Regions from separate parts of the Homo sapiens genome. Here region 2 is linked to region 1. A link is an interaction called in ENCODE POLR2A ChIA-PET data of the cell type or tissue named here. Cell type or tissue: OCI-LY7. All regions are shown on one strand. Each heading gives the region's core, and the rest is flanking DNA. Links, peaks and the distances in the headings are about the cores only. Region 1 overlaps SLC2A5 (solute carrier family 2 member 5). Region 2 overlaps RERE (arginine-glutamic acid dipeptide repeats).

Region 1 (17,116 bases), core at 4,147-12,146:
AAATTTATTCTGTGATTACATCCTGTCTAGATAGTAAAATGCCCTTTATTTAAAACATTGTTTCCTCAATTTGGTGATGGGAGTTCATTTTTTAAAAATTATATATATATATATATGCAAATTAGAGACACAGTCTCACTTTGCTGCTCAGGCTGGTCTCAAATTCCTGGGCTCAAGCAATCCTGCTGGGATTACAGACATGAGCCACTGCACCTGGCCAGTTTTTAAAAAATGTTTTTATTTGCAAAATGGAAAGAGGCAGCCCGATGTTAGTCTACCAAATTTTGGTATGTGACATCTGGAAGTGTGAAAAACGCTGGTCAAACCTACCTTCCAACTGCCTAATTTGGCTTATGAACATGTCGCCTGGGGGCTGACAACTCCTCCCCAGATCCACTCTTTCTTACTCTGCTGTCAACCATTTAAAATCCTCTTTACCAAGACTCATTCATTCAAAAAGCACTGAATGAATTCCTACTCTGTGCCAGTCACTGTTCCAGGCATGGTGGACACAGTGGTGAGCAAACGGGTCTGAACCTTCTTCAGCTGAACCCTCTTCAGCTCCATCTCTCACCTGCCAAGTGTCCTGACCTTGATCCCATCACAGGGACTTAGCATTGTTATCTGATCTTTGAAGTGTTGATTTTCTGGCCAGAAACCTCTGTGGCCGGTGGCAGCCTTTGCCTGAGTTCTTGTCCCGCATCCAGGAAGAATGAGGTATGCAGACAAGTGGAGGGTGAACAAGATGAAGAGGAGCTTTATTGAGTGTTAGAACAGCTCAGAGGAGGCCCACAGTAGGTAGCTCCTCTCTGTAGGCAGATTGTCCCATCGAGTGTTCAGCTCTCAGTAGAGAGGAGGCCCTGGAGAGGGTAGCTCCTCTCTGCAGCTGGTCATCCTGTCGTCTTTCCATCCTCTGCCCTGTTCTGGCTGAGTCTGGGGCTTTTATGGACCTCAAAGGGGAGGAAGTACATGCCTATTGGTCCATGGGGGGCCATAGGTGGGCCCAGAAAAGGCATCACAAGTCCCCAGTCCAGTCTGGAGGACTGGCAGCCCAGCCGCCAGCCTTTAGGCCCTCCCTGGCCTGAAGGTGGGGTCTTACAGGGACCTGTCCACTTCTGCTCAGGAACCTGTCTGCCTCCCACAGCTGTCTGTGGCACCCGTGTTGCTTGCAGTAAGGGGCACCTGTAGGCCAGCACCGAGCCACCCTCAGCCCCCCTTAAGCTTCCCCTCTTACACTCATCTGTGCCCAAATTCCAGAGGGGGCCAAGGCAGCAGGGGGCTGGCATGTCAGCACTTCCCAGGGTGTATGCACACCCAGCTGAGCTGTGACAGTGCCCAGGCTCAGCCCCAACCCCTCTCCGAGACTGGAGTGGGTGCCAGGAGTGGAGAGAAGCCAGGCAGTGGGAGGAGACATCCCCAAGTCTGTGGGGACAGAGGGGAGGGGTGGGAAGGCCTTGCCGGGCCCCTGAAGGTGCAGACTGCAGAGACGCCTAGGGCCTGCATCTGGTGGGGGGCGCAGGTGGAGGCTGCAGCTGCACCTGGGGAGCTCCCACCCCCATGAACTCAGAAGGGGCGGGGCTCCTGCTTGTCCCTAGCTCCTGCTGGCTCTGGAGCATGCAGCCCTGGCAGTGCCACAGAGATCAAAGTGGGCGCTGACAGCAGGGAGAAGCCAGGCAGCAGAAGCAGGCACTTGCAAGCCTGTGAGGGCAGCGGGACCTTCCTGGGTCCCCAAGAGTGTGGGGATGCCTGAGTCTGTAGCCATGGTTTGGGCGGCTGCAGCTGCATTGGGAGGTGGGGTCGGTGGGGGCCTCCTGCCTCCTCCATGGAGCAGAAGGTTAGGGTCTATAGCTGCAGTTTGGGTGGCTGCAGTGGCACCCGGGGAGCTCCTGTTTGCTCCATGGAATGTGCAGCCTGGGCTGCACCTCCCTGCTGCAGCTGGTGTGATGGCAGCGGCAGCCGTCTGGAGTGGCTGCTGCCATCACCATCCCCTGACATTGTCTAATTCTCCCAAAGCGTCATTTCGCCTCAGCTTTCACCGATCTTTGCAGGCAGCTTGGCTCCCAGTGGTCTCCAAACTTTTAAAATCATGCCTCCCCATCAGTAAGAAAATGTTGCCTACAAACCTCTAATATATGTCTACTTATTTAAAAAAAATTTTTTTTTTGAGACAGAGTCTCACTCTGTTGCCCAGGCTGGAGTGCAGTGGCACACTCTCAGCTCACTGCAAGCTCCACCTCCCTGGTTCGTGCCATTCTCCTGCCTCAGCCTCCCGAGTAGCTGGGACTACAGGTGCCGCCACCATGCCCAGCTAATTCTTGTATTTTTAGTAGAGACGGGGTTTCACCTTGCTAGCCAGGATGGTCTCGATCTCCTGACCTTATGATCCACCCACCTCAGCCTCCCAAAGTGCTGGGATTACAGGCGTGAGCCACCACGCCCGGCCTATGTCTACTTATTTTTTATGTTATATATGTGTACGTGTTCTGTAAGTGACATAACACCCACTCAAGCAGGAATAGCAAAGGGAGGAAGGAAGAGTGAACAATAACTAGAGCTCCCATTCTTTCTTTTCTGCCTCAGTTGTAGTCTTCACCCTAGCAGTCTACCTTCTGCCCCCACACTACCCCTGACAGCACTCCCTGAGGTCACTGAGTCATTGAATCCAAGGGGAACTCTTTTTCTAGTCTCAGCAAATGGCAGAGCTTGGCAGCTCAGTCCTCTCTGCTGGCTTTCCTGTGCCCCTTGTTGGATGGTGCTCCATCTCCCACCTTAAAAAAAAAAGTTATTTATTTATTTATTTATTTATTAGAGACAAGGTCTTGCTCTGTTGCCCAGGCTGAAGTGCACTGGTGTGATCATGACTTCTAGGCACAAGCGATCCTCCTGCCTCAGACACCCGTGTTGCTGGGACTACAGGTGTGCATCACCACATTCAGTTAATTATTTTTATTTTTACTTTTTTTGTAGACATGGTGGGGGGTGGGGGTTTCTCACTGTGTTGCCCAGGCTGGTCTCGAACTCATGGCCTTAAGTAATCCTCCCACCTCAACCTCCCTAAGTGCTGAGATTCCAGGCATGAGCCAGCACACCCAGCCCACCTCTCACCTTTCATCCTCTCAGTTGGCAAACCTGGGGCAATCTTATGCAAATGCGAGGTTTTAACCTATTCTCGAATCTTTTGTAAGGATCTGATTTCCTTGCTGTCTCGTGGGCTCCTTCAGACTCTTCTCCAGAGCAGCTGGAATGATTTCTTAAATTGCAAATCAGATCAGGATACTCTCTGGCTCAAGTGAGCCAGTGGCCTTCCGACACATTCAGAATAGAATCTCTGATGCTCCTGGGGGCCAACTGAGTGTCTGCACAGTGCCCCCAGGCACCTAGTGCCCCCTTCCTCCTCCCCAACCCCCTTTCTGCCGCAGCATCACTTGCCTCCCATCGTTCCCTGAACCATGGCCAACCCTCTCCCACAAGACATTTGCATCTGCTGCCCCCCAGCCAGCCCCACTCCCCTCTCTGTTCAGCTGCTTCTCCACCTGTCACCCCTTGGGCTAATCTACTTTTCTTCACTGCAACTCTCACTCAGAACCCTGGCCCCAGGGCCTGGAGCCATGCCTGGCACACAGTAGGTGCTTACAGATATATGGTTTCCCCAAACTTATGTCCCTGCTCCCCTGAGTTCCAGAGCCACATGCCACCTTCCTTCTGGATATCTTCTGTGTGTCCCATGATCTCCTCCATCTCAATGTGTCCAAAAAGTATATGACCTTCTCCTAAAACCTGCCACCCAGCTCTTCCAGCCATTCCCCATTGGCCCATATTAGAAACCTGGCAGGGACGCCCGACTGCTCACTGCTGAGTGGATCCCAAATCCTACTGACTCTCTGAATGCTCCCTCACATTCGGCCCTGACTACTGCTGGCTTTGCTGGGTCCTCATTATTTACCAGCTGGTCTCCCTATCCAAGCCCCACCCCTTCACATTCATGCCAGGTGCTCCTGGAAACTCGGTCATCACATAACCCCTGGTTGTCTTGACAATGAAGTTCAACTTGGCTCCTGGGACCCACAGGATCCACTATAGCTGCCCCCACCCCGCAGCCCCTGCCACCTCTCTGGCTTCACTTTCAGACCAAATAACTTGTAGCATCCCTCAATGCCTCCACACCTCTCTGTGCTGTCTGTTGCCTGGAATGCCCATCCCTCACTTTCCTATCACATCTTCTCCAACTGGAGAAATCACACTTGTTTTTCCAAATTCCTTACCTCCCTTCTATACTCCCACATCTCTCTTCCTGCTGTATTTTACTAACCCATGTGTAGATACTTATCTATATTTGTATATGTAGCCTGAATCTATATTAAACTGCATGTGAGTTCATACCAAGGTCTCCAAGTCTACTTGGAGTAGAGAGTGATCTACTACCACATGGATCATTCGCGCTCTCTCCCTGCTTATCTGTAACCTCCCACTGCAACTGTGAAATGGCCCCCACCATCTGCCATCCATTTACTAGATTGCTCAATCCTAGTATACATGCAGAGTGGCCTCTCACTGTATCTTATTTGTGAGTTTATTTGTCCTCAAGATTAATGCTTATTCCCAAGCACTGAAAAGTACCTAAGAAAACTAAATACATGTCACTGATCCAAACACCAAAAACATATAAAGTCATTTAATTCTCACAATGGACATGTGAGACATTTACTATTAGTGCCATTTAACAGAAGAGAAGACTGAGATACAAAAAAGCCAAGTAACTTTCCAAGTTGCACAACTAATGTGGCAGGACCAAGGTTTGAACCCAGGGAGCAGACATCCAGAACCATGAACTTCATAGCCTCCCCTGTGTTAGAGGTGCTGCAGTTTCTTGACTTCTGATATTCTGACCTGGCCTCTCCTCAGCTCTGAGAGCCTTCATCTTTGGTTGTTTCTGTGCCCCTTCCAGGCTGCAGATCCTTGCTGCAGAAGGCCAAGGATGGTTCAACCACAGTGTTCTGTTTACTTCCTCTGGGCCCGCTTGTGAGTGGTTTAGCTTGTTGCTGGTGGAATCTCCATTACATACCCACAAAAAGTGCTCCCAAGTCCCACTGCTCTCTCTCCCGGCCACCAGCCTCTGCCACCCATCTATGAGAAGACATCACTTCTTGCTACAGGCCATTCAGCACTTTCAAGGTTTTATCCATATTTTTGCACATACACTCACACTCACACCCTTTATTCATATCTCTAAGAAAAACCTCCAGCTCTCTATATTTTTGGGGAGAGACCTGTGTTAGACCATTTTCATGCTGCTGATAAAGATGTATCAGAGACTGGGTAAATTGCAAAGAAAAAGAGATTTAATGGACTCGCCATTCCACATGGCTGGGGAGGCCTCACAATCATGCCAGAAAGCAAAAGGCACGTCTTACCTGGTGGCAGGCAAGAGAGAATGAGAACCAAGCAAAAGGTTTTACCCCTTACAGAACCATCAGATCTCATGAGGCTGATTCACTACCATGAGAACAGTATGGGGGAAATTGCCCCCATGATTCAATTATCTCCCACAGGGTCCCTCCCAGAACACATGGGAATTATGGGAGCTACAATTCAAGATGAGATTTGGGTGGGGACACAGCCAAACCATATCAAGACCCTGTTCCTTTTCCCTTCCTCCCCCACCACAGTCTCAAGATTTTAAGACTCCTCAAGATTTCATTACATATGTGAGGACATTTGGAAGCTTCCTCAATCTTACATGTATTTATTTATTTGAGACAAGGTCTCATTCTGTCATGCAGGCTGGTGTGCAGTGATGCAATCATGACTCAGGGCAGCCTTGACCTCCCAGGCTCAAGCGATCCTCCCATTTCAGCCTCCCAAATAGCTGGGACCCCAAAGGCGTGTCACCATGCCCAATTAAAAAAATTTTTTTTGAGATGGGATCTCACTGTGTTGCCCAGGCTGGAGTATAGGGTGCAATTTCAGCTCACTGCAACCTCTACTTCCCAGGCTTAAGCAATCCTCCCACCTCAGCCTCCAGAGGCCCTCTTCGAGATGCTGGGGATTCAGGCATAAACAAAACTGACCAAGCCCCTGCCCTCAAGGAACTGACACTCGTGCAGTCAAACTGCCTGAAGTGGCCGGGCGCAGTGGCTCACACCTGTAATCCCAGCACTTTGAGGGGCCTAGGTGGGCGGATCATGAGGTCAGGAGATTGAGACTATCCTGGCCAACACAGTGAAACCCAGTCTCTACTAAAAATACAAAAAAGTTAGCCGGGCGTGGTGGCAGGCGCCTGTAGTCCCAGCTACTCAGGAGGCTGAGGCAGGAGAATGGTGTGAACCCGGGAGGTGGAGTTTGCAGTGAGCTGAGATCGCACCACTGCACTCCAGCCTGGGTGACAGAGCGAGACTCCGTCTTAAAAAAAAAAAAAAAAGCAAAAATAAAAACAAAAAAAACACTGCCTGAATGAGCAGGGAACTTCCTCCTGCCTTCTACTTGCTCAAAGAACAGCAGCACGTCTTGTTGAAAAGTGATCAGGTTCATTTTATTGACTACACAGAAGCAATTCCATTTTCCACTAACAAAATAATTTAGGATGAAGAATTCTGACTCAGTGTCTCCACAGGAACCTGTTCCTCAGCTTTCTGGATGTCATTGTTTCTGACATCACACCTTCCTAGACAGGTATTTCTGGAAAAGGATCTGGTAAGAGGATGAATTTGGCTCTAAACAAATGCCCATGGCCCCGGAAGACCTGTCGGGGCCACCAAGTTAGTTTCTCTGGCAAAATTTGATTCCTTCCATCTCACCACTATAGTAACTGTTGTTGTTATGTTACCAGGAGCCACACAAAGGTTGACCCATCAAGGTGGAGCCACGTTACCAGGAGCCACACGAAGGCTGAACCAGCAAAGTGGAGGACCAGCTGTTTAATTGACTCGGGTCTGGTGACAGGCCAACATGGAGAGAGACAGCCCAGCTTCAAGAACAGCAAGGCAGCCCTTTGCACAGTTCCCACTGGGGTGGGGAGGCTGGAGATGAGGACTGCATTCCACATCAGAGTTGTTTTATTTCTGGATATTCACAGACAGCTAGAAGTCAGAAAAATAAGCCAAAGTGGGAAGCCCCTGGCAGACCAGCTCCACTGGCTTCCTCTCCAGAGTCACTGTTCCGAAGTGACAGGTGGAAGCTCTTTCAGTTCCTCCTTTTCCGGGTACACTTCAGACACCTTATTCATCTTGGTGAAAATCTGGTTGATCTCTATGAACGTCTTGGCCTTGGTCTCCGGGACAATCAAGAAGATGTAGATGGTGGTGAGGAGGCAGATCACGGCGAAGACAATGAAGCTGTACGGGCCGAGGCCCTCCTGCGGGAAGAGGGGCAGGTGACACGTGTGGGACGTGGTTTGCCCAGGGGCTCGCACTGTACTGCATGGGGATCTGGTGGTGAGCGTGGGCCCCGGGCCCCACTCACCTGGATGAACGGGAAGATCAAGCCCACGGTGAAGTTGGAGAGCCAGTGCACACTGCCCCCCACCATGAAGGCAGATGGCCGAGAGGACTGCAGGAAGATCTCAGTGATGAGCAGCGCGGGTATGGGACCTGTAGGGGGAGGAGAGCAGCCTCCCTGAAGGCAGAGCGGGCCCGAGCATCCCAGGCCTGGCCATGCAGACCCACCAGGTAGCTGGCCCCAGGACAGAGGCGTCTCCAGGACTCTTGGGCATGTGGGGCAGCACGTAGGGGGCAAACGGCAGTGTACAGGGATGGCAGGCCAGCAACCACCCGTTAGGCCCACTCTGCTGCCTGCACAGTCTGTGTGTTCCCACCCACACCACCATTTTACCATTTCGCTCTCATTATGTGCCACCCACCCCCTTGCGGTGGACGGGGGAAGAGATGCCATTTCCAGGCTGCATTGGCCATCCCTGGTATCTCTAAGGAGCTCCAGCCCGGAGCTTCTGGGACCAGGGGGGGTTGTGACACCCTGAGGCCAGCTTTGGGTACGTACTGGGCCCGAGGGCATGTCCTATGACGTAGGAGATGACACAGACGATGCTGATGTATGGCATCCAGGACACTGTGTCCTGTGGAGAGAAAGCAGTTGGTTCACCTGGAGCAGACAAGCTAGGACGGGACCCCAGGGGGCGGCCAACCTGCCCTGGTGGGTGGAGGATGGCACCTGGCTCCTCCCCCAGCAGTGCCACCTCGATGAGCCACTGGGAAATCAGCTGAACGTGGGCTATGAGCTGGCAGGACACACGGTCCCCAGATGTCTGGCCAGTTGTATTTGCTAAAACAGCTCATTGTGACCCCTTTTATTTTAAGGCAGGTGGAGGCGCAGGATGGGAGGGGCACTGGTCTTCCTGGTGCAGCTCCGGGCTCCTGGGACCCTGGCCTGTCCTCACCTGCAGTGCCAGAGCTGCAGTGAGCACGCAGCAGGCTATGAGGCAGATGGAGAAGCCCAGCAGCAGCAGCAGCCTCCGACCCAGGAGCTCCACCACGAACACCTACAGGAGGGTGGCAGGGCTCAGGCGGGAGAGGCCCAGCTTCACCTCCCTCCAGCCCCCTCCAATGGGGCAGCTGTGAGGAGAGCTGGGCGGACCGGGTGCCCACCCATGTGCACGCACACTCACATTCACATGTGCAAGACATGCCCTTGGGCAGCCAGCGGGAAGTCGGCTGTGGCTGTGATGCGGGACCCCAGCTGCCCACCCTTGAGACTCAGCTCTAGGGCCTCCTAATCCCACAACCCTGAGCCTCAGGATTCCTGCCCTCGGGAGGCCAGATGTCTGCATGCACCGGAGACGCTGCCCCCACGGAGCCTGCTCCCATCCCGAGGTGGCCGAGCCTCACTCCGGGTAGCCCGGGCTCGGAGCCACCCAGCAGTGGGCGCTGCCTGGTCCAGGCACGCCTACATCCCGGTCAGGTGGTGGCCCCGGGCCCGGTGCGGCTCGGCAGCCCCAAGTGTGAGGGGCTGGTGCGGGGCCACCTCCCACACAGAGTTTCTGTAGTAGCGGCTGGTCCTCCACGTTTTGGGGCCACGGGCTGCCCTTTTGGCGGCGCCGAGGCTGGGGCGTGGGGCCCGAGGGGCCTTGGGTGGAGGCTGTGGGCAGCTCCCAGGACACTCACGGCGCAGAAGGTCATGACCACGTTCACGGCCCCGGTGCCGGCCGTCACGTACTGCACGTGCTCCTCCGGCACGCCGGCGCTCAGGTAGATCTGGTCCGCGTAGTAGTAGATCTGCAAGGCAAGCGCGGGGCTGGGCGGCTGCCCGGAGGAGGCGGCCTCGGCGCCAGGACCCACGCCCGGCGCCCCAGGACCTGCGCCCCGCGCCCCCCGAGCCCTCCCCAGCTCCCGAGCCGCAGCCCGGCCCATACAGCGTTGACGCCCGACAGCTGCTGGCCGCCCATGAGGACGATGATGGACAGCAGCTGCCAGCGCAGCGAGCGCATCCGGAACAGCTTCAGCACGGAGATGAAGCCCGCGGCCTTCTCTGCCTCATCCTCCTGCCGGATCTCGGCCACCTCCCTGTCCACAGAGTCCCAGCCGCGCAGCGTCTGTAGGGCTGGGGAGAAGCGGCACCGTCGGACCAGGGCTGGGGAGCAGAACCTGGAGGCCGCCCCCGCCAGAGCCCTCGTTACCTTTCTTGGCGGCCGCTTCGTCTTTCTTCTGAATCAGCAGGTACCTGGGGCTCTCGGGGAAGAAGGGCAGCAGAAGGAGCTGCAGCGCCGCGGGGACCCCGGTCAGCCCCAGCAGGATCGGCCAGCCTGGGAGGAAGGCAGCGAGCTGGCACCAGCGGCCTCCCCACCACCCCGAAGGCGCCCTCTGCAGAGCCGGCCCCAGCCCCGTCATCCTGAGTGGGGTGCAGGCTCCAGGAGGGCACAGCTTTCCCAGCCCTAAGAACAGCAACTCCCGACGGTGGACACTCGGGAAACACCTGCAGCAGGGATCAGCAGCGACGCACCCCTGCGCCCATCAGACAGACCACACCGACGAGGCCGGTAATACCATGTGCTGGTGAGAACGTCCCCGTGTCCTTCAGAGGACAGTCTTGCAGGGGCTGGAGGAGCTGGGCATACCCGGCCTGACCCAACTGCCCACTCCCAGCTCTATGCCCAGAGAAGCCAGGCCACCAGGATGCCTGAACTGGAATGGTCACGGCAGCTCTGATTACAGAAAGGACACCAGAAACAGTGGGAATATCGTTAACATTCCACATAGAGGGGACACATGGGCTGGCTGCATTGGTACTGCAAAGGCAAAACTAGAGGCAAAGCAAAAAAATGAAGCACAGAGCTTCACAAATGCCTAGAGGGCCGTGTGTGGTTCTGAGTCCTGCTATGGAGCTCCCTGAGACAGGAACCTGGCTTATTCACTTCTGGTCCCAGCTCCTAATGAGAACGCGGCGCCTTGGCGTAAGTGTCCCCAACACATGCAGGAGTGAAGGAGAGGCAGGAGCATGTGGTACTTAAACAGGGACCTAGGTCTGTGCCGCTGGGTCTGCATCCTCATGAGACCTTGGACCAGTCTTCCAATCTCTCTGTACCTGTGATGCACCTGCAAAATGGGTATGATACTGGTACAGGCTTAATAGGGCTGTTCTGAGGAATACATGAGTTACTAAAAAAGACTTGGCACTTGGCTCACGGTAAGCACTTTCTACAGAGAGTGTCTAAGCAGCACAGAGCTTGATGATCCACTTGACTGACTTGCAGACGGTGTGTAGAACCCTGGCGGGAACTGGCTTATGTTTTGGCTGACGGGATGACTGATGATAGTTTAAAGGGAAAGTCGTGCAAAAACAACCCCGGTTACAGGTGTCTGTGCACCTGCCGCATGCCAGGCCCCAGGCTGTCTTGGGGAAGGTGGAGGCAGGGTCTGGGATGTCCTCACCACCTCCCCCATGGGGCCAGGCCACCCTCACTCCTGGTACTTCTCTTTCTGGTCTGCAAAATGGGATAATCACTGAGTCCCAGGCAGCAGCGTTGCTGGGAGGGTCCTATGAACTGATGCTGGGTCCGCCCCAAGCACAGAGCCTGGCACACTGGTGGCTGTCATTGCTATGCCACGGGCCTCCATATGGACAGCTGCTGAGCAGGCAGGGAAGCCCATCACTCAAAGCCACCTCATCCATCTCCTAAGAGGGACTAGATAGTAAACGCTGGCCAGTCCCTTATCGCGCCTTTGTCCATGGCCTGCTATGTTGGCTCGGGACAGGATGGGCCCCCCAAGGACATCCAGCCTGTTAGAAGAGACCAGTCTGCAGAAAGTCCTGTCCTGTGGTGGTGGCTTTGGAACACAAGGAGGGGGCCAAGGGTAGTGGTGAAGGGGTGGGGGTGCTCCCGAGATGTCCTGAACTCACCATCTACGTTTGCAAGGAGATTCCGAAGACCAAAGATCTGGGCCACAAGGATGCCAACAGTGATGAAGAGCTGGGGCACCACCCCGAGAGCCCCCCGCAGGTTTTTAGGGGCCAGCTCCCCTAAGTACATGGGGACCACGTTGGAAGATACACCTGGGAGGAGGTGAAATAGAAACACCATCAGAAAAAATTAGTCTGGCAGGGACAAGCTGTCTTCAAGTATACTATTCTTAGCAATAACATTATTTGGGCCAGAACTCTCTCAAAACTGCAAAGGAGAAAGCAAACACCTCTTTTAATTCTTAGCCCTTTATACTTTAAGGAAAGAGAAACAGATCAAAGGAGCTCATGCACAGGGGCCCTTGCTTTGGCCCATATCATCTGGGGACACTGGCCAGCTGGATCTACGGCCTTCCCGCTCCCTGGCCTGAGTCTAGACCCACTCACGTTTCTGCTTTTTGAGGAGGGTCTGTTTCATAAAAGGCAAGGCAGCTGGGTGTGATGGCTCGTGCCTGTAATTTCAGCACTTGGGGAGGCTAAGTGGGGAGGATAGATTACTTGGGGTCAGGAGTTTGAGACCAGCCTGGGCAACATAGTGGAACCGTTTCCACTAAAAATATGTATATGTGTGTGTGTGTGTGCGCGCGCATGATATATATGGCCTGTGTGTATTTACATATGGTGTGTATGTCTGTGTGTGTATGGCCTCTGTGTGTGTGTGTGTATGTGTATATGGACATGGCCTGGTGTGTGTGTGTGTGTGTATATATATATGGCATGTGTGTGTACATATATATATATATGGCCTCTGTGTGTGTGTGTGTGTGTATGTGTATATATATGTGTGTGTGTGGGTGTGTGTGTGGCCTGGGTGTGTGTGTGTGTGTGTATAGGGCATGTGTATGTGTATGTATATATATGGCATGTGTGTATGTGTGTGTATGTGTGTATGGCCCAGGACCCCTAGCCCCCAGCTTTACCTTATAGGAACAGTAAATAAACCAATGCAGAGATAGTTTCATACACCTTTAAGAACAAGTTATATGTCTCTATAAGCATTTAAAATGTCAACACATATTACGGAATATCTGCATTTCTGGGATTTCTGTAATGCCTGGACTACTTCTGAATCCCCAGTATTTAAACTTGTAAATATTCCCATCATACTTGAATCTGGTGGAGGGAAAACTTACTCTATTTTATAGAATGACGTGTTGCCTGATGTCAATTAAAAAAACATAGGCAGAATTTAATTTTGCAGCTTCCAAAGTATTTTCACATATATTGCCCTATTTAATTCTCCTAAAAGCACATCCAGAGGCTGGGGATGGAGAGGAAGTTTCACTAGTCCAAGTATCAGGTACCAAATCCTGAGTCAAATGGAGGCTCAGGGACGTGGGTCTCTGAAGGGAGGCTCTCAGGAACAGAGTTTGGAGTGAGCAGAGGTTGGAGCTGCTGTTGATGGCGGGGTATTTGATAGAACTGAGATAGGAGGGTACCTGAGGCCATGTTTTCCTGTTTGGCAATTCTACCCACAGATGTCTCTGCTCAGTATTTGAAAAGAGACATCACAGTTCATTAATATCGATTCTTCCTCATTTGCAGAGCAAAGAGGGGCAGTCTTTAAAGCAGCTCTTAGCATGTCTAGGTGGGAAGAGGGAGCAACACCTCACAGGCCCAGGGCAAAGGGCTGCAGAGGAAAGGAAGGCCTCCTGGGAGCTGAAGTGGGAGGCTGTGTCCTCACCACTTAACAAGAGCCACTTAGCAGCAAGAGCATCTTGGTGAAGGATATTAATAAAGGGTCAAACCTCAGGAGGTTTGTGAAGAGATGGGGTTACCTGTACGTTGGTGGAAAGCAATCTCTATTTTTGTCTTTAAAATGACTCCACTAGGACCTCCCAGCCAGCCAGTTCTGATACGAGAATCAGAGCAAAGTGGCTTTTTTTTTTTTTCGAGATGCGAGTTTCGCTCTTGTCGCCCAGGCTGGAGTGCAGTGGTGCGATCTCAGCTCACTGCAACCTCTGCCTCCCAGGTTCAAGTGATTCTCCTGCCTCAGCCTCCTGAGTAGCTGGGATTACAGGCGCCCGCCACCACGCCTGGCTAATTTTTGTATTTTTAGTAGAGACGGGGTTTCACCATGTTGGCAAGGCTGGTCCTGAACTCCCGACCTCAGGTGATCCACCCGCCTCGGCCTCCCAAAGTGCTGGGATTACAGGCATGAGCCACCGTGCCTGGCCTGGCTTTTGAAGTTTAAATTCCTCCTGCTGGACACTGTAGCTCACCCCTGTAATCCCAGCATTTTGGGAGGCTGAGGCAGGTGGATCACTTGAGGCCAGGAGTTCGAGACCAGCCTAGCCAACATGGTGAAACCCCATCTCTATGAAAAATACAAAAAAATTAGCTGGGCACGGTGGCACATGCCTACAGTGCTAGCTACTCAGGAGGCTGAGGCACAAGAATTGCTTGAACTTAGCAGGTGGAGCTTGCAGTGAGCCGAGACCGTGCCACTGCACTCCAGCCTGGGCAACTAAGCAAGAGTCCATCTCAAACAAACAAACAAACAAACAAAAAGTTTAAATTCCTCTGAGCCAATGAATACCTTCAGTCTTCCTGCCAAGAAGTTGATTAGTAACAAATCAGTGAACTGTGAGCATGTTCCAGTAAAAGTCATACTCATCTTGGCACCCCCCTTGTCAAGGTAGTTGTTTACTTCATTTTAGAGTGAGCAATGTGGTTCTTGTTCATATGGGTGGTTTTATTTTTGTGTTGGTTTGTTTGTTTTGTTTTTGAGACAGAGTTTCACTCTGTTGCCCAGGCTGGAGTACAGTGGCACGATCTCGGCTCACTGCAACCTCCCCATCCTGGGTTCAAGCGATTCTCATGCCTCAGCCTCCCTAGTAGCTGGGATTACAGACCTACTCCACCATGCCCAGCTAATTTTTGTATTTTTAGTAGAGACCGAGTTTCACCATGTTGGCCAGGCTGGTCTCGCACTCCTGACCTCAAGTGATCCAACTGCCTCAGCTTCCTAAAGTGCTGGTATTACAGGCATGAGCCACTGCACCCGGCCATATGCGTGGTTTTAAAATGAGTGTCTAAGCAGCACACAGCTTGATGATCCACTTTGCTGACTTGCTGGAGGTATGTGAAAAACTGTTGGCAAATGGATTATGCCCCTAATGGCCAGTGTTCTCAAGCCGTGATCTGAGGACCCAGGGATCCCGAGACCTTTTAAGGGTGTCTGTGAGATCAAAACTATTTTCATAATAATCCAGAGATGATATCTGCTCTTCATTCTCTCTCTCTCATGAGCATATGGGAGTTTTCCAGAGACTTCTTGCCAGGCCACATCACAACTGACCTGACCCAGAAGTACATCTGAGAATTCAGCTGTCTTCTATTAAGCCAGACATTAAAGAGATTTGCAAAAATGTCAAACAAGGCCACTCTTCATGTAATAGGCTTATTTTAAAAAATGAATTAATATGTCTCTCGGTTGCCATTTCTAATACAGTAAATATTGATCAATGTAACCCACATGAGCAAAAGCTCTTTGGAGCCCTCAATAATTTTAAGTGTGTAAAGGGGTCTGAGACCAAAAACTGAGAACTGCTGACTTTAGAGTAAAGGCTGGGATTTTTAACTGATTTGTTATCTATTGGAGCCTAATATTTCTCTGCTGGAAACAATTCTGTATTGTTAATGGTCAATAGAAAAGTGATTGGACCTGCTTACTGGTGGCAACTTTTAGGAATGTATTTTTCAAAATGTTGAGCCCACTGCAGAGAAAACCCACAGGTCAGGGCAAGATGGCAGAGACCGGCCGGGCATGGTGGCTCACGCCTGTAATCCCAGCATTTCGGGAGGCTGAGGTCAGGAGTTTGAGACTAGCTTGGCCAACATAGTGAAACCCCATCTCTACCAAAAATACAAAAATTAGCTGGGTGTGGTGGCGGGCAGCTGTAATCCCAGCTACTCAGGAGGCTGAGGTAGGAGAATCAGTTGAACCCGGGAGGCAGAGGTTGCAGTGAGCCAAGATCATGCCACAGCACTCCAGCCTGGGTGACAAGAGGGAAACTCCATCTCAAAAAAAAAAAAAAAAAAAAAGATGGCAGAGACCCAGCCAGGTGCTCTCAGGGAAAGCCGAGCACTAAGTGAAGTTTGCCATGGGGCTCACCATCCTCCCTTTGGCATGACTTAGTCTCTGTTTGGGAAATGTCTTCTCATCTTTTTTTCACGTCTCTGTTACTGCCAATTAATCCTAGCTGAGGGGTTTATGGACAGCCAGCCAAATTATCCATTTGTCCCTATCCCTGCGTTTGGAAGGAACAAATGAGAGTTCCTTGGCAATGTTGGGAAAGTGACTGGAGGGAGGCAGTGAGGCACCTGGGAGGGGCTCCCTCAAGGGGCCCACTCTGCACCTGTAGGACCCTGAGAGCTTCCATCCTAGATGCCTCTCCCCACCTGGCAGTGAGAAATACTGCCTACTAAGGATGCCAACTCAGGGAAAGCCACTGGCACGGCTCTACCCCTCATCTCTCCTCAGTGTGAAGCAATTATGGGAGAGTTTTCTAAAATCACCACTGTACAGCCTGGCAGCCTAGGCTTGGAAGCAACAGAGTGGGATTAGGAAAAAACACCTCCCAGTTTGTTAGATGAGAGGACTCAGCGAGTCAGCACCCGCTCAGCAGGTGGGCATTTCAGGAATAGAACTCAGTACGCCCTTGGCAAACTTTAAATTGCCCTATAAAACTTAAAATGTGGCACTGTTAGCACCTTTCTGGTAGTGGAATTCATACATTAGATTGTTTCTCAAGCTTTTTTGACTCTCACCCACAGTAAAAAATACAGAAATACATTTTCCACTGCAACCTGGTTCTCGTGTGTGTGTGTGTGTGTGTGTGTGTGTGTGTGTGTATGTGAAACAAAAGTGGGCAATACTTATCTTTACTACACGTAACACTGCCTCTTCCATTTTATTTATTGATTTATATATATATTTATTTATCTTTGAGATGGGGATATGGTTTGGCTCTGTGTCCTCACCCAAATCTCATCTCAAATTGTAATCCCCATGTGTCAAGGGAGGACCTGATGGGAGGTGATTGGATTATAAGGGCGAGTTCTCCCATGTTTTTCTTGTGATACCAAGTTCTCATGAGATCGGATGGTTTTATAAGGCAGTTTCCCTTCTCTCTCTCTCTCTCTCTCTCGCCTGCTGCCATGTAAGACAGGTCTGCTTCCCCTTCCATCATGATTGTAAGTTTCCTGAGGCCTCTCCAGCCATGGGGAACTGTAAGTCAATTAGACTTCTTTTCTTTATAAATTACCCAGTCTTGGGGAGTATTCTTTACAGCAGTGTGAAAACAGACTAATACACAGGGTTTCACTGTGTTGCCCAGGCTGGTTTCAAGTGATCCTCCCGCCTCGGCTTCCAGAGTAGCTGGATTGCAGGTGTGAGCCACTGCACTCAGCTATTCTATTTTTAAAAAGAAAATGCTGCTCACTAAACAGACATCACCACCCACTAACTGGTCATGACCTGCAGTTGAGAAAATATTGAGATAAAGGATTGGATTGGAATGACACTTCCCAGGTTAAGATTCTGCATTTCAGTCTTTCAAAGATGTTTCTTTGTAGGAAACATCACAGTAAAGCTCTGCACCTGAGAACCAGGTAGGGCTCAACCATCTGTTTCACAGCAGAGGTATAGGAACGCTTTCTACACGCTTCAGACATCACAGATTGGTTCTAGTCCCTGGGAACCTGT
Region 2 (14,221 bases), core at 3,029-11,028, 230 kb before region 1:
TTGGACACCCCTGCAGTGAGCCATGATCACACCACTGCACTCCAGCATGGGCTACAGAGTGAGACTCTACGTCAAAAAAAAAAAAAATACATAAATTAAATGACTAAAATCCAGAAATTGCAGTCTTTAAAGAGTAAATTTTATAGCATGTGACCAATCTCAATGAAGCTTTTATTATTTAAATGTGTTTTAAAAATAAATGACACTCAGAACGAAGTATTCCATATAACATAAACCACCTGTCTCTATGACTGAGAGACCACGAAAGTATATCTTAAAATTCTGATATATGAAAAGATCATCAACTTCATTCATGGTCAAAGAAATGCAAATTCAAATGATACTGTAGGAGCCAGGCACTGTGGTACACACCTGTAGTCCCAGCTACTCAGGAGGATCACTTGAGCCCAAGAGTTAAGAGGCTGCAGTGAGCTATGATTGCGCCACCACACTCCAGCCTGAGAAAGAGAGATTCCGTCTCTAAAAAAACTTTGTAAGGGCCAGAAGTGGTGGCTCAGACCTGTAATCCCAGCACTTTGGGAGGCCGAGGCGTGTGATCACTTGAGGTCAGGAGTTTGAGACCAGCTTGGCCAACACAGTGAAACCCCATCTCTACTAAAAATACAAAAATTAGCTGGGTGTGGTGGCACACGCCTGTAGTCCCAGCTATTCGAGAGGCTGAGGCAGGAGAACCACTTGAATTTGGGAGCCGCAGGTTGCAGTGAGCCGAGATTGCGCCACTGCACTCCACCTGGGTGATACAGCAAGACTCAGTCTCAAAAAAATTGTAAGGCCAGGCATGGTGGCTCACGCCTGTAATCCTAGCACTTTGGGAGGCTGAGGTAGGTGGAGTGCTTGAGTCCAGGAGTTCGAGACCAGCCTGAGCAACATGGTAAAACCCCGTTTCTACAAAAAATACACAAATTAGCCAGGTGTGGTAGTGCATTCCTGTAGCCTCAGCTACTGGAGGGGGTTGAGATGGGAAGATCGCTTGAGCCCAGGAGGTTGAGGCTGCAGTCGGCCCTGATCGCGCCACTGCACTCCAACCTGGACGGCAAAACAAGACCCTGTCTCAAAAAAAATTGTTCTTTTTTTTTTTTTGAGACGGAGTTTTGCTCTTGTTGCCCAGGCTGGAATGCAATGGCACAGTCTCGGATCACCGGAACCTCCACCTCCCAGATTCAAGTGATTCTCCTGCCTCAGCCTCCTGAGTAGCTAGGATTACAGGCATGTGCCACCACGTCAGGCTAATTTTGTAATTTTAGTAGAGATGGGGTTTCTCCATGTTGGTCAGGCTGGTCTTGAACTCCCAACCTCAGGTGATCTGCCCACCTTGGCCTCCCAAAGTGCTGGGATTACAGGTGTGAGCCACCGCGCCTGGCCAAAAAAAAAATGTTCTTAATGAAAAGATATCATTGTACACATTTCCACCTATCAGATTAACAAAGATTATAAAATTTCATAATATCCAGGGATGGTGAGAAGGAAATGAAAACCCTAAAATATTCTGTGCATACACAGGCATATCTTTGGGGGCAATTTATTTACAGCTTTCAAAATAAAAAGTAAACATAACCCACTGATTCAGCAACTCTACTTAAGAGCTTATCCTATACACATACTTGTACAATAGTACAACAGTACAGATATGAGGATGCGAACCAAAGAGTCTGAGACAATTTAACTGTCCATCAATGGGAAAAGTGAAGTTTACATCCATACAGCGTCCGATTATGCAGTTGTTTTCAAAAACAAACCTGAGTTATAAGTATTGAATTGAAAAATATGTTTGGAATTTTTTTAAATTCAAGATACTATCTATAGTATGCTTATATATGCAGAGAAAATGTCTGGAGGAATACTGAATTGTGTGAAAGTGATTACAATGAGTATATATTAATTTTATAATTATAATTTGTATTTCATTTGAACACATGAAGCTATCAAATAAAGTCATTTAACCCTGGTGTTAAATCAGCCTATGCTATGATCCCAACCTATCTTTCCAGTGCTCTATGGTTCTGGCCAAACCAGTCTGTTCCTTCTTTGAGAAACCAGTCCCAAGGACTCCCTCTCCAAAATGCTCTTACTATGTGGTCTGAACAGCTACCCGCTACAGCTTCAAATACAAATTACCTGAGTTGAAAAAACTACGCCTGCCTGCATCTGCTATAAAACATTTTAAAAGAGATCTTTTTTAAAAAGAAAATTGAAACACAATTTAATAATCCCCATCATAGAAGCAGCAAAAGTACTCACCATTTCCCAAGTTTTCCAGGCTCTGTGCCTTTGCTTCATGCAATTTCCTGCCTCAAATCCTCTTAGCTACTTATCACATGTCCAAATCCTGCCAATCCTTCAAAACACAGGTGACACACCAACTCCTACACCAAATCTTCCCTAATGCCCCCATCCAGAGCTGATTCTCTTTCTTAAACCACAGTATCAACACCTTTTGAGGCACTTTCTTCTACCTAGTACTCAGTTGTGTACATGTCTCATCTTTCCCATTAATGAGAAAATCATCATGGGCACAATCTCTGTCTTGGTCATTTTGTATGCCCTATTTTGCTACATTAATTAAACTTGTATTTCACTAAAGCATATAATAAAAAGAAAGGGGCAAGAATCTAAAAGTTAAAAAAAAACAGGCTTTTAGTATGCATTCATTTGAATTAGGTCTTGTTTACCTGCAACAAACGCTATGTAAGAAAAGTACGAAAGGTAAGATCCTTCCCTCTCCATCCAGCTGCCCAGGGCCCTGGTATGCCTCCTGAAAAGGCAATAACTATGGGTTCTAAGAAGTCCTTGGACACTGCAACTTCTTAACACATTCAGGACATTGGAACTAAGTTGACAAAAAGAATTTATAAGTTATATTTTAAAATAAATTTATTTATGACAATTACACAATTGCACAGTTTACATGCTGAGGCAAAATATGACGTTCAATACATGGGAAGATAAACTGTATAAAACTATCTGAGCTGTGAAAAGAAGTCACTGTTCGGCCAGGTGCAATGACTTAACGCCTGTAATCCCAGCACTCTGAGAGGCCGAGGCGGGAGGATCACGAGATCAAGACCATCCTGGCCAACATGGTGGAACCCCATCTCTACTAAAAATACAAAAATCAGCTGGGCATGGTGGCACATGCCTGTAAGGTCCCAGCTACTCGGGAGGCTGAGGCAGGAGAATCGCTTGAACCCGGGAGGTGAAGGTTGCAGTGAGCCAAGATTGTGCCACTGCACTCCAGCCTGGGGACAGAGTGAGACTCTGTCTCAAAAATAAAAATAAAAAAAAAGAAGTCACTGTTCATTATCGACCATCACAGAATAAATATTCCAAGGCTACATATAATCCCAAGTTACTAAAGTTTTGAAGGGGAAGGTTGGTCTGGTTTTCTGTTTTTTTGAGACAGAGTCTCACTCTGTTGCCCAGACTGAAGTGCAATGCAGCCTTGACCTCCCAAGCTAAATCAATTCTCCCCCCTCAGCATCGCGAGTAGCTGAGACTACAGGTGCACACCACCATGCCTGGTTTTTTGTTTTTTTTTTTTAGAGACTGGGTTTTGCCATGTTGTCCAGGCTGGTCTCAAACTCTTGGGCTCAAGTGATCTGCCTGCCTCAGCCCCACAAAGTGCTGGGATTACAGGCATGTGCCACTGTGCCCAGCCAACTAAAGTTTCTGTAGCGTCAAAAGTGTTTAAGGATTCCACAAAGACTAAATTCTCACTAAGCTATGCAAACAAAGGTGCTAAACCATTCCAACCAAAATATGAAAGAAACATGTAGATGTTTTATAAAGCTAGATTTCCTAAGAAATATTAATATTAATGAAAACTTTTCTCAATATATTAATAGAAACAAGATGTCTGCACATTTTTCCAGTTTATAGATGTTAAAAATTAAGTCTCAACAAGGTCTTTAATCATATGTGTATAATCCTAAGTGTATAACAACTTAGGAAATTTCAGTAATTATTCCTACAATAATGAATCACATAAAATATATATATGTACACATGGCAGATTATGCTACCAAGATCAGAATGTTCAAATCAGAAGGCAGTTCATCTTGTTAGAAAATTTACCCAGCAATAAAAATCTGAAGCCATCGTTAGATCAAGACAAATTTCAGTGAAAATTCTATACTGGATACTGAACTGGAGGTGGGGGGTTATTCTTACAAATAATACTGAAGGATTACAATAATACTGTCAAATTATCAAATGTGTTAATACTACATTAGCCATTCTACTGGTATTTATGGCACAAACTGCCAGATGTAGTGCAATACTGATTCTTCCCTTCCTCCAGAGTAAGAGAACCCCTGATTTTTGACTAGGCACATAGTAATTTCCAGCACAGAATATACTTTCTAGCTTCTCTTGCAGTTATGTGTGACCTTGTGATTCCGTTATAATCGAAGGGACACAGCAGAAGCGATATGTACAATTTCTGGAAAGTATCTTCACAAGAAGGGAGTGTGCCCAGCTTTTGCCTTTTCCTCCTTCCTGCTGGTGAGAATGCAGAACTGATGTGAGAAAGTGGAGAAGCCACCTCTGACAAAAAGGAAAGAGTTACATGTTGAAGGCTGGGTCCCCTAATGAGCATGAAGGTAGCATACTGGTTCAGGACTGTCTATGAGATACATGAAAGAAAGGAAACTTCTATCTTGTTTAAGCCATTGTTATTTTTGGTTTCTACCACTCACTGCTGAATCTAATCCTATCTAACACACGGCAAAATTATAGAGAAAGAGTACTATATTTATTAAACTTTACTTTTTCAAATGATTTTTTTTGTTTTGTTTTGTTTTTGGTTTTTTTTTTTTTTTTTTTTGAGACAGAGTCTTGCTCTGTCACCCAGGCTGGAGTGCAGTGGCGTGATTTCGGCTCACCGCAACCTCGGCCTCCCAGGTTCAAGCGATTGTCCCGGATCCCGAGTAGCTAGGATTACAGATGCCCGCCACCATACCCAGCTATTAAATAATTTTGAATACATAGTTTAAACTTACTAGGATTAAAATAAACTCATTTTGGGGGGCCAGGCGCAACAGCTCACATCTCTAATCCCAGCACTTTAGGAATCCGAGGTGGGCGGATTGTCTGAGGTCAAGAGTTCCAGAACAACCTAGCCAATATGGTGAAACCCCATCTCTACTAAAAATACAAAAATTAAGCCAGGTGCAGTGGCTCTCGCCTATAATCCCAGCACTTTGGGAGGCTGAGGCAGGTGGATCACTTGAGGTGAGGAGTTCCAGACCAGCCTGGTCAACATGGTGAAACCTCACCTCTACTAAAAATACAAAAATTAGCCAGGCATGGTGGCAGGCGCCTGTAGTCCCAGCTACTTGAGAGGCTGAGGCAGGAGAATCACTTGAATCCCGGAGGCGGAGGTTGCAGTGAGCAGAGATTGCACCACTGCGCTCTACCCTGGGCGATAAGAGTGAGAATCCGTCTCAAAAAAAAAAAAAAAACAAAAACAAAAATTAGTCAGGCATGGTGGTGTGTGCCTGTAGTCCCAGCTACTCAGAAGGCTGAGGCAGGAGAATTGCTCGAATCTGGGAGGCAAAAGTTGCAGTGAGCCAAGATCGCGCGGTTGCACTCCAGCTTGGGCAACAGGAGCGAGACTCCATCACAAAACAAAACAACCTTCTTTTTTTTTTTTTTTTTTTTTTTTGAGACGGAATTTCACACTTGTTTTCCAGGCTGGAGTGCAATGGCGCGATTTCAGCTCACTGCAACCTCTGCCTCCCGGGTTCAAGAGATTCTCCTGTCTCAGCCTCCCAAGTAGCTGAGATTACAGGCATTCGCCACCATGCCCAGCTAATTTTTGTACTTTTAGTAGAAATGGGGTTTCACCATGTTGGCCAGGCTGGTCTCAAACTTCTGACCTCAGGCAATCCGCCCGTGTTGGCCTCCCAAAGTGCTGGGATTACAGGCATGAGCCACTGCACCCGGCCAACAAACTTATTTTTGATTATTCAAATAACTAAGCTCTAAAATGTTTTTTCTACACTATATTTGAGGTATAAAATTGTTATTATCAATAATTTTTTGGCCAGGCACGGTGGCTCACACCTATAATCCCCCAGCACTTTGGGAGGCAGAGGTGGGCAGATCACCGGAGGTCAGGAGTTCAAGACCTGCCTGGACAACATGGCAAAACCCATCTCTACTAAAAATACAAAATTTAGCCAGGTGTGGTGGTGATCGCCTGTAACCCCAGCTCCTTGGGAGGCTGAGACAGCAGAATTGCTTCAGCCCAGGAGGCGGAGGTTGCAGTGAGCTGAGATCGTCCAGCTTGGTGACAGAGGGAGACTCCATCTCAAAAAATAATAATAATAATAATAACTTCCTAAGTATGCCTTGGGGTCAAGCGATTAAGCCAAATCTCCCTTATCTCTACCTCAATAATACCATACGTTAATATTATTCATTCATTTAACAAATGAATGCCTACTGTACTCTTCGCAAGCAAGGTGCACTGAAGTGACCAAAGCAGATGATGGGCCTCTTCCTCCGGGAGTTTGCAAGCCAGTATCAATGCAGCCGAGGCAGTAGAAGCCTCTGCTTCCCTCTTCTCTAGCCTCCAAGTTCATCACTCCCCTGCTGTCATCATATTCTTGCTTCAGGCTACAATATGAGAGTACAATGTGACTAGACTTCAGCTTTGCTCTGCTAATATAATCACACATAATCATATTCCTCAAAGATGACACTCCTGTTACCAAAATTAGCATCAGCATCTTACCAAAATGCCATAGCAGTTATCACTGATGGTGGGTCAGTTTTCCACATGGCAAATCTTATTTATCACAAGATATCTTTCCCTAACTGTACCTTATGGGGTTCTCTTATCCTTACATTTTGTTGTTGTTGAGACAGGGTCTCACTCTGTCTCCCAGGCTGGAAAGCAATGGCACAATATTGGCTCACTGCAGCCTTGACCTCCTAGGCTCAAACAATCCTCCCGCCTCAGCCTTCTGAGTAGCTTGGGCTACAGGCACGTGCTACCACGCCTGGCTAATTTTTAATTTTTTTTGCAGAGACGGGGGTCTTGTTACGTTGCCCAGGCTGGTCTCAAACTCCTGGTCTCAAGGGAGCCTCCTGCCTCGACCTCCCAAAGCACTAGGATTACAGTTGTGAGCCACCACATCCAGCTTTATCCTTAAATTTGAAAAATACTTTGCAGTTCCGCCGCCCCCCACCCAGTCCCAGGGACTATACTGAAAAATGTCAGAATGTAGGGCTGCTTAGGCAGATAGCCAAATATTTTTAGTTACTCCTCACAGGCCATTACATCAACCTCATTAGAGATTTGAAGCCAGACCAACAAGAGGTCTTGCTCTTTCCCTCAATTGCCTTTCTTCTTGAATCTCTCTAAGAGGATGGAACACTAATCGGATTGGGTCAAGAGTCCACAGTACTGATTGAACCCTGTGTACAACTATGAAGATCAATGAAGATTAAAAGTTACACAAATCTTGATTCAAGTGCAAGATAGAAAAAAAAGTCACATACATGTAAGAGTTTGTGTTCTTGTTCTTGGTCATTTCACTCTTACACACTCTAAAAGACTAATTGTTGGGGTCTTCTGCAAAGCCATCAACCAAAGAGTAGTAAGACAGTGAAATTTAGGAGGATGAGAGAGCCCTTGACTAGTCCTGGAGCTTAAGTAATATGATGTCACCCTGTTTACTACACAAATTTACATTGGTATTTTGGCCAAAAGCCCAAATTAATAATAAAGTAATACTTCTAATTTCCTACTTGCCATTGTTCTACTTATATAAATCTCCTTCAGAGGCCAGGCGTGGTGGGTCATACCTGTAGTAACAGCACTTTGGGAGGCCGAGGTGGGAGAATCACTTGGACCCTCAAGATCGAGGCTGCAATGAGCCGTGATCATGCACCACTGCACTCTAGAACCTGGGCAACAGAGCAAGACCTTGTCTCAAAAAAAAAAAAAAAAAAAAAAACCTCCTTCAGGAAGCTAAGCCATGATATTCTGATCATTTATTAACACCCCAAACTTCAAACTGTACTATTACTCTATTCACTTGGTATTTAATCACATATTGTTTTTAGCATTTCCTATATTCAAGGAATAGCAAACATTTTAGAATTGGTACCTCAAAGAGAATCTATTCAAACCATCTAGAGTTCACCCATTGTCTCCTGCAGATCTCCTGATTATTATAAACAACAAAGAGAACATACTGGAAAGCTAGATCTCTAGATGACAATAACAGTAATAATAAAAAGAGGCTGATATTTATTGACCATTTACTATGTGCCAGGGACCTTTTTAAATACTTTATATGAATTAATTACTTTGGTCCTCACAACAAACCCACGAGTATTATTATTATCTCAATTTTACAGATGAGGAAACTGAGACCCAGAAAGGTAAATAACCTGCCCGAAGTCACAGAGTTAATAAGCAGTGGGCTGCAGATTGAGTCTAGAGCTCTTAACAACTTTTCTGCAATAGCATAATAGTTAGTTAACGGTAGACAAATACTACAGCTTGGTAAGTTCTGAAACTTAGGGCCAAAAAGATATTCAAGGAGGCAAAAGACAACACAGATCTGCATCTCCAGAGAGAGATTTTCAAAATTTGAGGCTGGACCAAATTGGTGTTTAAACAAAGTATTGAGGGAGGGCTGGGTGCAGTGACTCACGCCTGTAATCCCAGCACTTTGGGAGGCCAAGGCAGGCGGATCACGAAGTCAGGAGATTGAGACCATCCTGGCTAACATGGTGAAACCCTGTCTCCACTAAAAAATACAAAAAATTAGTCAGGCATGGTGGCAGGCGCCTGTAGTCCCAGCTACTCAGGAGGCTGAGGCAGGAAAATGGTGTGAACCCGGGAGGCAGAGCTTGCAGTGAACTGAGATCACACCACTGCACTCCAGCCTGGGCGACAGAGCGAGACTTTGTCTTAAAAAAAAAAAAAAAAAAAAAAAGTACTGAGGGAGAGGTTAATGGATAGAATCATGAGGAACATCAATATTTAACATAAACTCAGCACATTTTAGGTCAAAATGATAATACAGTAAGGTAGTATTTGTGTATATTATAGATATACAACATATATTACAAACCAAAATACATAATGATTATCCCTACTCCATAGGAAGTAGAACATAATTTAACTATAATTACTATAGGTTTATGGTAGCATCTCTGTTGGCTGTAGCTAAGATTTTTCATGCTAAGTCCTTAGGCAGGAATGCAACCTATAATAATGTTACTACAAGAGACAATAATCTGCTTTAAAATCTTTCTTCAGACATGCTTTCCAGGGAACAGACAGTTGTGAAACGAAAGTCAGCCTAAATAGATGGACCATATTTCAATGACTCTAAGACTCATAATGTTTGTTTTACATTTGTATAGTATGCCACTGGAATTAGGAAAGGTCTCACAGAGGTTAACTGGCATTTTTTTCATTCTTAGCAGTATACAAAATAATAATTCATTTTACAAATGATGGCATCTTGGAGTCAATAAAATGTTTTTCAGAATACATCTAATTTTAAGTGTGAACACACATACTGCTGTAGTCACAGGAAAACTTTCTGCCTTCAAGAGATGTATAATCTAATAAAGAGAACATAATTATCTCTAAAATATAAATGGAAGTAATAAACATTAATACAAGACATGAAGTGATCAAATGAGTGAGAAGGTTATAACAAGAACTGAAGAAAAGGTATTTAAGTGGTAGGAAATAAAAGTGGCCAAACCAAAAAAACTTCAGGCACTGTGTCCTGAGCACAGTTTGTTGTTTTTGTTTTTGTTGTTGTTGTTGTTGTTGTTGTTGTTTGAGACAGAGTCTTGCTCTGTCGCCCAGGCTGGAGTGCAGTGGAGCGATCTCAGCTCACTGCAACCTCCGCCTCCCGGGTTCAAGCGATTCTTCCACCTCAGCCTTCCGAGTACTGGGATTACAGGTACCCGCCATCGTGCCCAGCAAATGTATTTTTGTAGAGACAAAGTTTCACCATGTTTGCCAGGCTGGTCTTGAATTCCTGACCTCAGGTCACCCATCCGCCTTGGCCTCCCAAAGTGCTGGGATTACAGGCATGAGCCACCGCGCCTGGCCTAAAGTTATTTTTAAATAAAATAAATCCAGACATAGTGGCTCATGCCTGTAATCCCAACACTTTGGGATACCAAGGTGGGTAGATCACTTCAGCTGAGAAGTTCAAGACCAGCCTGGGCAACATGGCAAAACTCTGTCTCTATAAAAAATACAAAAATTAGCTAGGTGTGATGGTGCATGCCTATGGTCCCAGCTACTCAGGTGGCTGAGGCAGGAGGATCATTTGAGCCCGAGGGGGTCAAGGCTGCAGTGAGCAGAGATTGCGCCACTGCACTCCAACCTGGATGACAGAGCAAGACCTTTCCTCAAAAAATTTAAATTTAAATTAAAAAAAATTAATTTTACAGGTGCATCTCAAACTGTGTTCTATTAAACTAGAATAGTAGTATCTATCCCATGAGTATCTCATGAGAAAGAAACAGGTATTCTTTGGGGTAAGGGAGGAAAATGAAAAACAAAAACCCTCTATAGTATAAAATGTTTCTGAGGCTTTAAAGAGCTCATGTGCATTATAAACGTATTTCACCCCACACTTAAAATACTTGCAGCATATTAGGAAGCCATAAATACAGTTCGGGAAACACTGACTTGGGTAGGCAGGTAGGTAGACAGGTAGTCAGTAGGCGGGCAGAGTCACAGAAAATAAAAGGAGAATAAGACAAATGTAATAAAGTGATACCACCTAAAAAAAGGATCATAACTGACTACGAGTTATGACTATGAAGTCTCTTGAAGGAAAATAAGGTGTTAGAATAAGCTATCAAAATCAACAATAGCCGCCAGGCGCAGTGGCTCACGCCTAGAATCCACTTGTGTGGATATACTTCCCCAGCATAGCCAGGTCCTGCCAGAGAACATTTCCAGTGCCTCCCCAGGCAGTTCACACAGACAGACATATGCCCACATGCTCATCTGCTCACACTCCCCCTGAACTGTATTCACCCCACACACACTGAGTGCCTTCATCACTGTACTCCCTTGCTTCCCACCCCAGAAGCAGGAAGAAGGTCAAGAATCAGACCTTTGGCTGGGCATGGTGGCTCACACCTGTAATCCTAGGACTTTGGGTGGCCAAGGTAGGAGGATCACTTGAGCCTAGGACTTCAAGACCAACCTGGGCAACATGACAAGACTTGATTTCTACAAAAAAAAATTAGCCAGGTGTAGTGGTACACACCTCTAGTCCCAGTCCCAGCTACTCGGGAGGCCAAGGAGGGAGGATAACTTGAGCCCAGGAGTTCAAGGCTGCAGTGAGCTATGCTCATGCCACTGCACTCCAGCCTGAACAACAGAGCGAGACCCTCTCTCAAAAAAGAATCAGACTTCTGGGAGCCTAGGGAACATATACAGGTGCCAATGAATGTGTCCGTGCATGCTCTGCTAAGTGTGTGCATGGCTGCGTGAGCTAGAATGGGTTTTTGTAGGAGGAGCTCTGCCCTGCTGCTGCAGGACTGTCTGAAGATGCTGCACAGCCATGCTTCCTCACAAGCTCTCTTTTAAGGTTAGTCCAGGCCAACCACATTAATATTGTCCCCTTTGGGGTGGTATATTTATTGCAACACACAGCCTGGACATTCATATACAGGGCCATGGCACTAGGGTAAGGCGCCACAAACTCCTCCTGCTGAGGAGGCAACAAGGTATCTGGTCGCTAAAGCTGGGTGGGACCCATATCCCTGACAGTATTCCAGTATGTATGAGGCACTGCAGACCTGGGGTTTTTGTTCTTAGGTGAGGCCTGGCTCGTACGGCTTAAATTTCTGTTCTACTTTTCCCCAACTTGAGATGACTCGGAAGACTTTCTGTTCCTTGCAATGAAAAACAGCCTAACCAAAGTCCTTAAAAGTCATGTATATAACTACTTTAAAATTAAGATAAAACCCATGGCTTCGACTTCTGATGCAAATACCCAAGACAAATAGGGTATGAGGATTCCTCAAATACCGAGTGGTTTATGAATTAGAGGCCACATCATTTTATAACTAACCATATAAGGAAAATTTTCACAGTTAAATATATTGCTCACACTTGCTGACATACTGGCAAATTTTACCAGTTAAAAATATGCCGTGTGCAGTGGCTCACGCCTGTAATCCCGGCCCTTTAGGAAGCCAAGGCAGGTGGATCACTTGAGGTTAGGAGTTCAAGACCAGCCTGGCCAACATGGTAAAACCCTGTCTCTTCTAAAAATACAAAAATTAGCCAGGTGTGGTGGCACATGTCTGTAATCCCAGCTACTCGGGAGACTGAGGCAGGAAAATCGCTTGAACCTGGGAAGCAAAGTTGCAGTGAGCCGAGATCGTGCCATCGCACTCCAGCCTGGGTGACAGAGCAAGACTCCATCTCGAAAAATAATAATAATAATAATTTTACACTGGCACAGACCACTTTACCAAAAAAAGCATCTTATATTAACTGTACTCTCTGACCTAGTTACCTAATGTACAGACACACAGTACATCTTATATTACTTGGCACACCAACAAGTTAGCTATACAAATCACAATTCCAACCCAAACTTGAAGCTAGTAAATATATTTAGTATTTGAACTTGAGTTGTGTTCAAATGTTCATTAAATTGGCCTATGCAATCTTAACAATGTTCTAACACATATTTAAAATGCTCATTTCTCCTCCATTATTTAAAAAAAAAACACACACACACACAAACTATAACTCTGTTAGACAAGAAACCAAACATAAGCCAAAAGGCTCGGCAAAATCACACTTAAATAGGACAAGGAGAGCTTCAACTTCAGAATAATTATCAGGATACCAATCACACAAATATGATTCAACAATCACTTAAATATCATTCAAGAGGAATTCCTGGTAGTAAAAAAAGAAATCCCGTAATTAACTAGAGCACAGCATTATCAGAAACTGATTATGTAAAACAATAGCTTTTCTTTCAGGATGTGTGTATGTGTGTGTAACGAAGTTCACAGCTAGGTTACACTAATGACTCACTTAAACATTTGAATTTTCTGCTATCTTAACCTTTAAATCGACTGCAAAAGTAGCTGCCAAAAGTAGCTTAGTAGGAAAGCATACTACTCTCAAAAGAACTTGGTATGTCCAACTTATTTTACTACTTAAATTTTTTTTGATCACTGATATTTGAAACTAATTTTTAAGTAATGAATGCTTACTAAATCCATGATAATATTCAGCATATACAGGTTTTTAGAAGGGCACAGATTATATTCTTATATGTGTGTTTTTACAGCACCTGGAACATTTCTGTTCAGTATCTGTTCAGTATTACACATAATTATTGCAGGACCTGACAGTGTTTACTATCCTATTTTTTCCTTTTTTTTTTTTTTTTTTTAGACAGAGTCTCGCTGTGTCACCCAGGATGGAGTACAGTGGTGCCAATCTCAGCTCCCTGCAACCTCTGCCTCTGAGTTCAAGCAATTATCGTGCCTCAGCCCCCCAAGTAGCTGGGATTACAGCCACGCGCCAAAGTGCCAGGCTAATTTTTGTATTTTTAGTAGAGACGAGGTTTCACCATGTTGGCCAGGCTGGTCTCGAACTCCTGACCTCAAGTGGTCCACTCGCCTTGGCCTCCCAAAGTGCTGGGATTACAGGCGTGAGCCACCGCACTAGGCCTTACTGTCCTATTTTTTAAAAGCTTTTTCGACTGACCAGTAAATCAAAGTTGAAAAGGTAACTGGTACATTTTATTTCTTGATTTGGATTACCTTTTTGTTGTGAATTGGTTCTCAGTTCTAGTTTCCTTGTGACAAAACACTGATGGAGAATATATTGAACTGAAATCCCCTGAATCCATTCCCACTGAGAAAATAATACATTTGAACTGTTCACATTTCATTGTAAAAGATACACAACTTTAGAGATTACTCTTGAAGTTTTGAAAGTAAAGTGAATCAGAAGTCACATTCCTAGAAGCAGTCAGTCTGGAACAGATGTTTATCCTACACACCCAGTCCCCTTTACCACTGCAAACCTCTCTAATAGTTCATTACATTAGAACAACTGAGATGGGCCAGGATTTGTGAAAATAAAAATCCTTTGAGACATTTATTAAGCAGATTATCTCTGAAACTGCACCTTAGTTTACAAGCCTTTGGGCAACAATTT

What was found. Peaks named below come from ENCODE experiments on the same cell type or tissue, not always from the same donor. Only the 100,000 strongest peaks of a DNase experiment are listed, where the experiment ranks them.
Region 2: POLR2A ChIA-PET joins it to region 1 with 11 read pairs; 4 of 35 experiments call an interaction of 5 or more read pairs at or near these places.

Annotation. Positions count from the first base shown.
Region 1 is chr1:9,030,439-9,047,554 of GRCh38, forward strand. It overlaps SLC2A5 (solute carrier family 2 member 5), which reads right to left. Exons shown (of 12, transcript NM_003039.3): 5 at 11,347-11,499; 6 at 9,626-9,751; 7 at 9,362-9,549; 8 at 9,114-9,224; 9 at 8,390-8,491; 10 at 7,993-8,068; 11 at 7,459-7,586; 12 at 4,668-7,351. The coding sequence ends at 7,148. Among named protein-coding and RNA genes, the nearest start is that of SLC2A7, 13 kb to the left of the region's middle. RefSeq lists enhancers at 6,757-6,826, 7,267-7,346 and a silencer at 9,558-9,758. In OCI-LY7, for the core only: no CTCF peak of the experiment used is centred there; DNase peaks (open chromatin) are centred at 6,483, 7,173 and 10,723; H3K4me3 peaks cover 1,327 bases; H3K27ac peaks cover 4,382 bases.
Region 2 is chr1:8,800,186-8,814,406 of GRCh38, forward strand. The region is part of intron 1 of RERE (arginine-glutamic acid dipeptide repeats); the gene reads right to left. Among named protein-coding and RNA genes, the nearest start is that of RERE, 10 kb to the right of the region's middle. RefSeq lists a silencer at 13,865-14,159. In OCI-LY7, for the core only: no CTCF peak of the experiment used is centred there; no DNase peak of the experiment used is centred there.